Linked DNA regions of Mus musculus: region 2 is linked to region 1. Evidence: chromatin loops called from intact Hi-C (ENCODE). Cell type or tissue: heart. All regions are shown on one strand. Region 1 overlaps Mycbp2 (MYC binding protein 2, E3 ubiquitin protein ligase). Region 2 holds the start of Fbxl3 (F-box and leucine-rich repeat protein 3).

Region 1 (5,000 bases):
TGGTTGCTGACTCTTTTTGCCAGCTTTGAGAGTGGTAATTGGGAGTCCCTTTGCTTCTTCCTATAGCCTCTTACAGGGCATTCAAAAAGCATAGTAGGATTTTTAAAAGTGAGTTTGCTGAAGTGTTTCTTTTTTCCTCCCTTACTAAATCTTATTAGGACTTATTAGGGAACGCCAGATGCCCTTTTCTCCCGTTATAGAAGGTCTCTAGTCCATACATCTAGCTACTGTATCAGTCTATGTTACGGCTTATCTGCTGGAGAGGGTTGTAAAGACCAACTTTATTCACAGTTTTTATAGATAAAGCAGCCTTATCTATTTGTTGACAGGATTGGGTGCATCCTTAGTTGAGTCATGGATATAAATGATCATAACTACTCTTTGCTATTTAGGATGAAGGTAACAATGTCATAGGTATGGTTCTTGCTGATGGTTTTGGAAAGCAGCACACATCACATTACAGAATTTACCTTGAGGGCTAGGTTTAAGCTTGAGTGATGCATCTCTAAATTATTGTACTGTGATATATCTGTACAAATTCCTCTTACCGATTTAAAATTATATTATTTCTAAACTTATGCAATAATCTATGATGTATACTCTTATTTTGACTTTTTACTGCTTTTTAAATAATGACTTTCTTGTATCTACAAATGTACTTGGAGTAGTAGAGAAAGTTAAATATAGGTTCATATACTTAAAATTGGTGATTTAATGGTTTGATCAATTTCTACAAACTGTCAATGAAATATAAGGAATTGGTTTATTGATCTCATGGAAATATTTATGGAAAATAACCTTACTTTGATAATGCCTTCCGATGCTTGTTCATAATATTGTTTACTATAGTTCACTCTCCCCATTTTTATCTACAACTGTTCTTTACTGTGAATTGAATTAAATTTGCTTACTAAAAAACTAAGGATGGCAGGGAAGAATTGGGAATTAGTTTATTTATGTAGGGCATTGAGGTAGATGGGAAAGATAGAAATAGGGCTGAAATTCTAGAGAGCATCAAGCGTAAAGGTGAGAGAAAGGGGAGACAATAAAAGAAACCACGAGAGGAGATTAGAAAACAGAAGAGGAGCAGGCAGGAGCGCCTCGGGCTCTAGGGGAGGAAGAGAATCTTTTCAGAAGTGATAGATACTGAAGAAAACCAGAACAGTTTCTGAGTCACCGATAACTTCTGAGCCAAGTGGTCATAACTGGGATAAGCATAAAGAGGGGAGGGCAGATGGAAAGGATTGGATAACCTGGGGAATATGCAAGAAGGTTATTGGAGGGCAATGGGATAGTCAAGTATGGGAACTTAAGTAGAGAGGATATTAAAGAGTTGAAAGAGGAAATAATTGACAGAAATCAGTGGAGGCAGTTTTATCATGACAGATTAGCCATTAGAAAAGTTAAGGATTGATCGTCCTTTACTAGAGAAGGAAGTGTTTCTAAGTATGCAGACTGATAACTTTATTGAAGATGAGTGCCATAGGTATTCTTTCTGGTGATCTGAATGGGTGGCATCATTTTTTGGCATTTATTGTGTCAGTAAGTGTCTACATTATGCACTGTTGTAGACATTAAAGGCACAGCCTTAAGTACAACAGATGGGATCTCACTGTTTTTGCAGTGTGCACTGGGGGTGCTGGTAACAACTGGTAATTTCTTTGATAATGATGAAAGAAATACAGTCAGCTTCATGGATTGAGCTACTACAGTGATAGGGCCGGCAGAGTCCTCACTGGGAGTTGGCATTTAACTTGACGTGTAAGGAGGAAGGAGATCTGGAAGTGCATATGAGGAAATTATAAAAGCCTTAAGAGAAGAGAAAACATGTGCTTCAGGGAACAAATATATAAGTGAATTATCAGCCCAAGTTGAACAATTTCAGTATTATAGGTTGTTTTGGGTATAAGATTTAAGCCTAAGGTAGGCTTGATTTTGAAGGTATTTTAACAAAATGGCTCAGAGCTTGGACTCTTGACACTACACTGGCTCTAAGTCCTGCCTGTCCTGTCATTTGCTAGTTGTGTAACCTTGAATGTTACATAACTTTCATGTCTTGGTTTTCTTATAGAGTGGAGATAATAATTGCATTATTTTATAGATTAGATGAACAAATACTTATCAAGTCCTTGGAATGTTATATGTTATTAAATATTAGGGGTTTTGTTTTTTTTTGAAAGTGAGGGGTTTGAGGATACGGAGAGAGGCAATAGTCTTGCTTGTAACTCTTGGTTTTTGGATCAATAATTGCTGACTATGGGAATAGCTTTTATGCATTCAGTGACTGAATATGTATGGTTTTGAATGAGTAAGACTGGATGAAATTATAACATTTTCTCAGAGAAAGTGACCAGCCAGGGAAGGCAGAAAAAAAAAAGTTTCCTCAGTTTTCTGAGTGGCAAGATAAGTTTCCATTTGGGAAGTGCCACACTTCTGTGATAGGATTTCACAGCATGTAGATTACCTTTGATGCCAGTTTTACCTTTTTATGTGTTAGGTTGCAGTGTATGTGTGTATGTGTGTGTGTGTGTGTGTGTGTGTGTGTGTGTGTGTGAGAGAGAGAGAGAGAGAGAGAGAGAGAGAGAGAGAGAGAGATAGACTGAGATTGATTCTGCTCTGTAGACGTTTTCAGGTCTGGAACTTATAACATTGCTGGTGGTTGGAGTTACAGCTCTTGTGTCAGCTGCCTGAATGTTTGGTTTTATGTGTTTGAGGTGGGATCTCATGTAACCCTAACAGGATCACTATGTAGCCCAGAAATAAAAGTTATCCTCTTGGTTCGGCATTCTGATGATTACAGGTGAGTACACTAGAGCTGGCCTTTTTACAGTAATCTAAAGGCTGTTTGGCCACACATGTTAAATGCCTTTTAAATGTTGGCTGCTGTTGTTATTATTAAAGTAATATTTACAATTCCAATCTGCTTATTATAATAAACCTTCCTAGTTAGAAGATAGATGAGGAAAACTTTTAGTTGACTGATTCAGGGTAAAAGTGTGACTGGAGGTCAAAGAAAAGTAGAAATTGAAAGCTTTGCTTGACTGTGGGGAAGGGGAAGCAGTGCTGGGAGGGAAGTGGTAAGCTGAGCTAGAAAGAAAAGCCTGCACTCTGGGGCTAGCAGAGCAGGAGAGCAGCCCTGCTCTGAGTACCAGAGAACACTTTACTAAATGAGGATTCCTGTCCTTATTTTAAAGCTAAACTAGTTTCTTTATTACTACTTTCTTTTTGTTAGAAATGCCATTTGACTGGCTTGTTAGTATACTCTGATAAGCCCAGCCTGTGGGTGGTGAAGGTCAGGAGTTCAAGGCCAGCTTCTGATATATAACAACTTCAAGGCCAGCCTCTGGCCCTGGTACTCTATCTCACAGGAAAACAGAACAGAACAGAAATGGTATTTGAGTCCATTCCATCTGTGCTTAGAATTTGGGTTGTAAGAGGTTAAGGAGTCAAACCTATGAATGTTGAAGGTTACTAGATGTTGAAGTTCCTAGTCTTGAGTGTGTTGTATGTCTGGGGATGAAAGATAAAAGGCAGATACTTCAACAACTGTTACGTGATGGTGCCCTGGCCCTGCTCAGCTGCAGGAGCACAGGTGAGGAAGGCAGTCTGTGTGTAAGTGATGCTAACATTTTTATTAATGCTAGGATGTAGATATCAGGAGAGAGAGGGGAGTAAGAATTCATTGCAGGATTGGAGAGATTAGCCAAAAGGACAGTATCTGGAAGAACAAGAAAAATTAAATTTTGATCAGAATTTCTGGGAAAATCCTGATAGTTTTGAGTTAAGAAGAAACATTATTATAGAAGTAGGCTACGGAATGATGCGGGGTTGAGTTAGTGTATGTGTATCTGTGTTGGGTGGTAGTTAATACTTTTCTTCACATAGGTGTTAAATCTGTGAAGTTCTGTATGTTCTATAAACACATTAAGACAATGGTACTACTCTGTTGGTATACTGATTGGTAAAAAATGTAAAATGAATTAGTCTCCTAGCACAAAAGAAGTGAAAAAATATTGGATCTTATAAAAAATATGTTCATTTAATAAATTTAAGTATGTTAATTTAATCATAATATTTTTATATTATAAGCTATTCAGTTTAGAAGTTCAAAAAATAATTTCCTGTTTTACTCAAAGACTGATTAAATGTGTCAATTCTTTTTGGGGGGTGGTTAGGTTAAGATTTAATTTATATATAATAAAATTAACCCTCCTTAAACAGTCACTTAATGAATCTTAGACTATTTTCACCACTTCAGAAAGCTTTTTTAGGGCCTCACACTCCTGCCTCCCATTATGACTATCTAGCCTTTTACCTTTTCTATAATAGTATGTCAGTCTAGTTCATTTTAGGGCAGGGCCATACGTATTGTTGCTACTTCTGTCTTCCATTCTGTGTTTTATGTAAATGGAAATTAGGCCTTAAGACTTCATTGGATTCTTGTAAACATCTTAGCAGGAACATCTTGTGTATGGTACTAAGCACTGCATGTTGCCCCAGCCCCAAGTTACTGGCTTTCCTTACTTGCAGTGGTGCTAACACCAGTACCCAACAGACCTTCCCCTTGTAATAAAGAACTGTGGGAGTAAGGACTGGCACTCTGCACCTTTCACCGAGTGGTTTTAATATCCTTTGATAGTCTTTGACCGAATCAGTAATTTTATTAAAAGTTTAAAAATGTTTTTCCCCTCTTAGAATTCTGCTAATCTTTCTGTATTTATTAGAGAGTGCTTTTTGGTGTCCTATACCAGTGGCAGTGTGGCGGGGCTACAGTTAGCCTCCCAGATTACCCACCTTCCTTCCCAGATTGAGTCACATGCTTTTCTAGATTTGGGGACTATTAAGAACTAAAAGAGAAGGTAGCTGAATTCCCCAGGCATGCTTCCTATTCACTGCATCCATAAGTTGGCTCTGTGATGATGTGGTAGTGCCTGGCCTGTTTGCCTAGAGGAAAGACAGTTTTTATTGGATATTTTATGTATTTACATTTCAAATCCCCT
Region 2 (5,000 bases), 240 kb after region 1:
CAATCAGTAACCATGGATTCAGAGAGTCACTTCTAGGACCAGTTTCTCAGTTACAGGTTCTGTAACAACATGCCCTACATTTTCTCTAAATAAGCGAATTCAGGTAGGGTCCTGAAGAAACTGGGAAGTTTTTAAAAGCAGAAGTGAGAGAGGTTGTGCTGGAGAGAGTTTAAGAATGAAGGCATTAGTATTCCTCAGAAGTGTATGTAAACTGTCTGGCTTTGTTGACTTCTTTAATAAATATTTGAGCACCTGCTCCATCCAGGTCAGCACTTGACAACAAGCTCTGATGAGGGCAAGGCTGTGTCCTCAGTTGCTTAGTAACCCTGACTTCCTCTCAGGCGCTTGAATGGATCCTGTGAGTTAATGGGTGCGTGGAACCGTGCTAAGTTCTGGGAAACAAGGCATACACAGAACACAAACATGAAAATTGCAGGTGTAGTTTAAGGAGTTAAATCATTTACTGATGGCTTACGGTAGCTAACCTTTGTGCTAAGGCTAGGAGGGCGCACAAGGATGCCCTTCCCAACTTTGCGGCTCTTCATCTTTGTAATGTATTGCTTGCAAATGGGAGGATATGGACTTTGAAATGAGGTTAGGGTGGGTTAACTAGTGTGGTCAACGTCAACAGAAGGGTCCCAGTTGGGGAAAGAAGAAGCAACCAGGTTCTGATAGGGAATACAAGTGTGTGTGTGTGTGGGGGGGGGGGTGAGGGTAAGAAGAAAGGAAGGGTGGGAGGGAGAGAAGAAGGGTGGGATAGAGGGAGGGAGAAGGCACACACAGGACTCAGTGATGATCCACTGTTGGCCTTAAACATGTAAGAACAAGTCAAGCATGAAGAACCTAGACGCCCTGGAAAAGCAGCTGAACAGGTTCCCCTCTTCACATCCCAAAGGCCGTGGCCAGCTGACACCTTGATTTTAGCCCGTTTTGGATATTTTATGTCCAGAATTGCACAAATACTTTTTTCCCTTTTTTACTATTTTAAGCCACTAAGCCTCTGGTTATTTTACAATGGGCTTCATTCACATCCTTGACATGTTTTGGGCTTCCCTAAGCCTGTGAACTAGTTAGTAACCCTTTACCAACTGAGTCTCACAGAGAAAAACAGAAAATAGCCCAGTGATTGATTTTTTTTTTTTTGTATTGCTTACATGTAGAAATACTACTTTGGATGTATTGGATTACGTAAATAAAATGGATGTTGTCCCCTTTATGTGGGTCTGTGCATGTGAGAGAGAGCAGATGCGCTCCAATCCCCTGGAGCTGGAATGACAGGCAGTTGTGAGTGGCCCATTGAGGGGGGGTGAAAACTGGTGTGTCCTCCTGACCAATGAGCCAACTCTCCAGCCACCCTTTAACTTTGTGTGTGTGTCCCTTGTGCTCTCCAGATGAGGTCAGAGGGAGTCAGTTCTCCACATTCACCTTGGTTTCCAGAGATAAAACTCAGGTCAAGAGATTGAACAGCAAGTAGCTTTGCCAGCTGAGCCTTGTCACCAACTGACCTTTAACTTTTAATGTGGAGCTACAAACCTAAATTGCACGAGTACCTTGCATAGATTCCTAATGAACAGTGCTCACCTCGACTCTTATTCTCAGTAGTTGTTCTCATTTATTTGACATTTTAAAATCATTAATACAGAAGATTACACCTCCTAAGGTATAATGTGTGATATTCTGATTAGTGTATTCAGTTTAAATGTTTAATATTTTGTGTGTATCAGTGTTTGCCTGCACGTATGTCTGTGCTCCACTTTCAAGGACCAATCAGATCTCCGGGGACTGGAGTTATGAATGGCTGTGAACCACGTGGGAGCTGGAATTCTCTACAAAATCACCAAGCGCTCTTAACTGCAGAGCAGTGCTCCAGCCCCTTCAGTTCATATACACAACGTCTAATGTTTAAATCGGGTTAGTCATTCTAACTCCTCAGACATATTTTTTTCTGGTTAAAAAGATTAAAACTCCTTTCTTCTAGTTTGTTTAAATGTACATTATATGGTGACGGTCTTAAGTGTGTGACAGAACCTGTTCTCATGACTTCATCTTTTAAAAAATATAATAATTTACTCTGGGCTAGAGAGACAGCTTAGCAGTTAAGAGTGCTTGCTGTTCTTCCAGCTGATCTGAGTTCAGTTCCCAGCGCTCAGGATGAGTGGCTCACATCTGCCTGTAAATAACTCCAGCTCCAAGGAATCCAACATCCACTCCAGACACCACGGGCACTGCACTCAAATGCGCGCGCCGCGCGCACACGCGCACACTCACACCTACAACAAAACGAAAAGCTTATAAAATTAATAGTAAATTAAAAACAAGTACATAAAAGCATTTTAAAGTTCAGCATGTTTTTGTTCCGTGTGGTGGCACATTTCTTCAATCTCAGCATTGAGCAGGCTGAGGTTGGTGGATCTCAGAGTTCCAAGCCAGCCTGATCTACAAAATGAAAATCAGTATAAAGAAAACTGAGGAGGGTAGGAAACGAAAGAGAGAGAAGAGATCTTTACTTTGGAGAAATAACACAGAAAAAGCAGAAGGCATGGTATACAGCTAACCTTAAGATTTTCTGGGGACTTTTCTTATTTTAGGAAAAACTCAGTATCTCCAAGTCCAAACTTAAAAAAAAAAAAGTCAAATATTTGATAGCATTTAAAAGACTCCTTGACTTACAAAACGCTCCACCACCCGGGAGCGAGGAGTGGGGGTTGTCTTTTTTTAATTAGCCATCTGCTTCTTCACACTTTACGTGTTTCTGAAAAGAAATCTCAGACTTGGGGGTTCTGTTTCATAAGTAAATGTGATTTTGAAAAAGTTATGACTCATTAAAAAAAAGCCTTGGAAAAATGGAAATGCAAATATTGTCTTAAGAAACCCGTAGTGATCGCAACGTCCACCACGTTGATTTATTTATTCTTTTTCTAGGTACAGACAGCAACCTCAGAGGCTCCCTTGGCCGCGCCCTCCTCGCGGAGGTGGGTCGCTGTCAGGTGATGTTTACGTCCGGTAGGGGTGCGTCCCGCCCTGCAGACACTCCCTCCGCCTTTGGCGTCGGCTCCCCCGCCCTAAACTTTCCGGTTTTAACCCTGGGAAAGGCCAGCCACGTCTGGCGAACACCAACCCGCCCACATTCCGCCCCTAAACAAACTTGGCCAGGGACAGCCCGGGAGGCTGGAGCCGCCTCGGTGCGCGCGCCCGGCCAGCCCCTTCGGCCGCGCGCCCGCCCCCTCGGGCGGGGACGCGCAGGGGCAAGCGCGCGGCCGCGAACTGCGGGCGCCATTTTGGATTCCCTAACTGGGCCGAAGCTTCGGGCTCGCTGCTGTCGATCGCTGCTCGCCTAGGGCGTCTCGGGCGGGCGACGAGGAGGTGCCGGGGCGAAGGACACAGACCGCGCGGGACAGAGAAGGGACGCGACGCTCTCCTCCCCACACACCGGGGCAGCCGGAGCCGCAAAGGTGGAGCCGCGTCGGCGCCCGCCGCGGGACCAGCGTCTCGGATGCGGGCGGAGCGCGGGGGGCCGCGACGGCGGGAGCTCGGAGACGGGGCCCCGGGAGGCCTCATGTGAGAGGCGCGGGAGCCGCCGCCGCCGCTGCCGCCGTCGTCCGCGCGGCCCGGGGTGCTGTGTGGGGGAAGCCGCCCCCGGCAGCAGGTACGGCGGAGGTTCGGGGCCGCAGCCCGGAGTCGGGCGGGGAGGTCGGCGGCGGCGGCCGGGGGCGCGCGCGGGGCGCGACGGGAACAACGCCCCGCCCCGCCGCGCCCGGGCCTCGGTGTCTGTCAACAAGGCGTGGCCGGCGCGGCGCGCGCTCGGTGGCCGCGCGTGGCGGGGCAGCGAGGAGGACGGGCTCCTCCGGGCTCGCCCTGGGCGGCGCGGGTGCAGGCGGCTGGAAAGCCCGGGGGCCTGGGCGGTCAGTGTGTGCGGAAGCCGGGCCGGGGAGGCGCACGGTGGAAAACTTGGTGAACTTAGGGGCAGCCGCCCGGGTCGCGTGCTGCAGACCACCACCCGGAAGCCGCCCGGGCAGGGCATCGCCGAGCCGCGTGCGAGGTGAGAGCGGGCGGCGGTTTTGTTGGTAATGGTGCCTATCCCACTTGCCCAGATGTTTGTATCTTTTGCTTACACCAAAAGGCGAATTTAAAAAAAAAATGTCCCTGTAGATGTTAAAATGTCTGTAACCCGCCCCGTGTTACCTGTGTGCCGGCTCCCGGTTGTGTCTTGTCTGTGTGTCCAGTCCCAGTTCATCTATATCCACTGTGCTCTCACCATTCTGAGAGTTAATCTTTTTCGTATTGTTCCATTCTTGTATTTCAGCCAAAGAATGTGTGTTAGGTTTCCTTCTATGAAAAACAAAACAAAAGGGCATATGCAAATGTAATGCCAGAACGGGACTTTTAAACCTAAAGTACAAATTTTTTAAAAAATATTTTTTGCATGTCCAGAATATGTAAATGTTTAAAGACAGTAAGGGAAGTTTGGCTCTTGGTTTCAGTTTAAGGAAATGTTTGATTAGCTCACTAATTCTTGGTGATGCTCAAGTTACTGGGTGTCCCTCATTAGTTGCATCTTGGACACTTGATGTAAACACTAGCTAAAGTTGTTGCCACCATACTTTCTCTGGGTTCTTGAAACACTGCAATAAATCAAAACTGCTGGAGCCCAGTTTTCTGTGCTTAGGAAATCGCATTGATATTTAGTGTCCTGTTTTATACACCACACTCTTCCTGTTCAGCTATAAAGGGCACTTTGACTTCCACTAGAAGCAGTATAAAACCCATTACTCTAAACTAGTTGTGTACTAGTGAATGCACCGAATTGTTCTTTATGCAGCAGAGCTTCATGTGCAGATAGTTAAAATAAAAGCATTGGAAATTTCGAATTAAAAAGGCCAACAAGGAAAAGCAATATTTAAAATGTTATTAGCTATTTATTCACTAGTTAATTTTACACCTAATAGTACATAGCACATTTTAACCTTTGGTCCATTAGTTTTCCATTAAGAGTGACATTA

Evidence for each region. Hi-C counts contacts between places; a loop is a spot of excess contacts. Peaks named below come from ENCODE experiments on the same cell type or tissue, not always from the same donor. Only the 100,000 strongest peaks of a DNase experiment are listed, where the experiment ranks them.
Region 2: it touches region 1 in a loop (4-fold over the local background); 6 of 42 quality-filtered maps call a loop at or near these places.

The regions. Positions count from the first base shown.
Region 1 is chr14:103,340,169-103,345,168 of GRCm38, reverse strand. All of the region lies in intron 1 of Mycbp2 (MYC binding protein 2, E3 ubiquitin protein ligase), which reads left to right. Among named protein-coding and RNA genes, the nearest start is that of Mycbp2, 4.1 kb to the left of the region's middle. In heart, no CTCF peak of the experiment used is centred here; no DNase peak of the experiment used is centred here; H3K4me3 peaks cover 380 bases.
Region 2 is chr14:103,097,808-103,102,807 of GRCm38, reverse strand. Fbxl3 (F-box and leucine-rich repeat protein 3) reads left to right here and starts at 3,276. Exons shown (of 5, transcript NM_015822.3): 1 at 3,276-3,646. In heart, no CTCF peak of the experiment used is centred here; DNase peaks (open chromatin) are centred at 3,107 and 3,777; H3K4me3 peaks cover 2,477 bases; H3K27ac peaks cover 1,877 bases.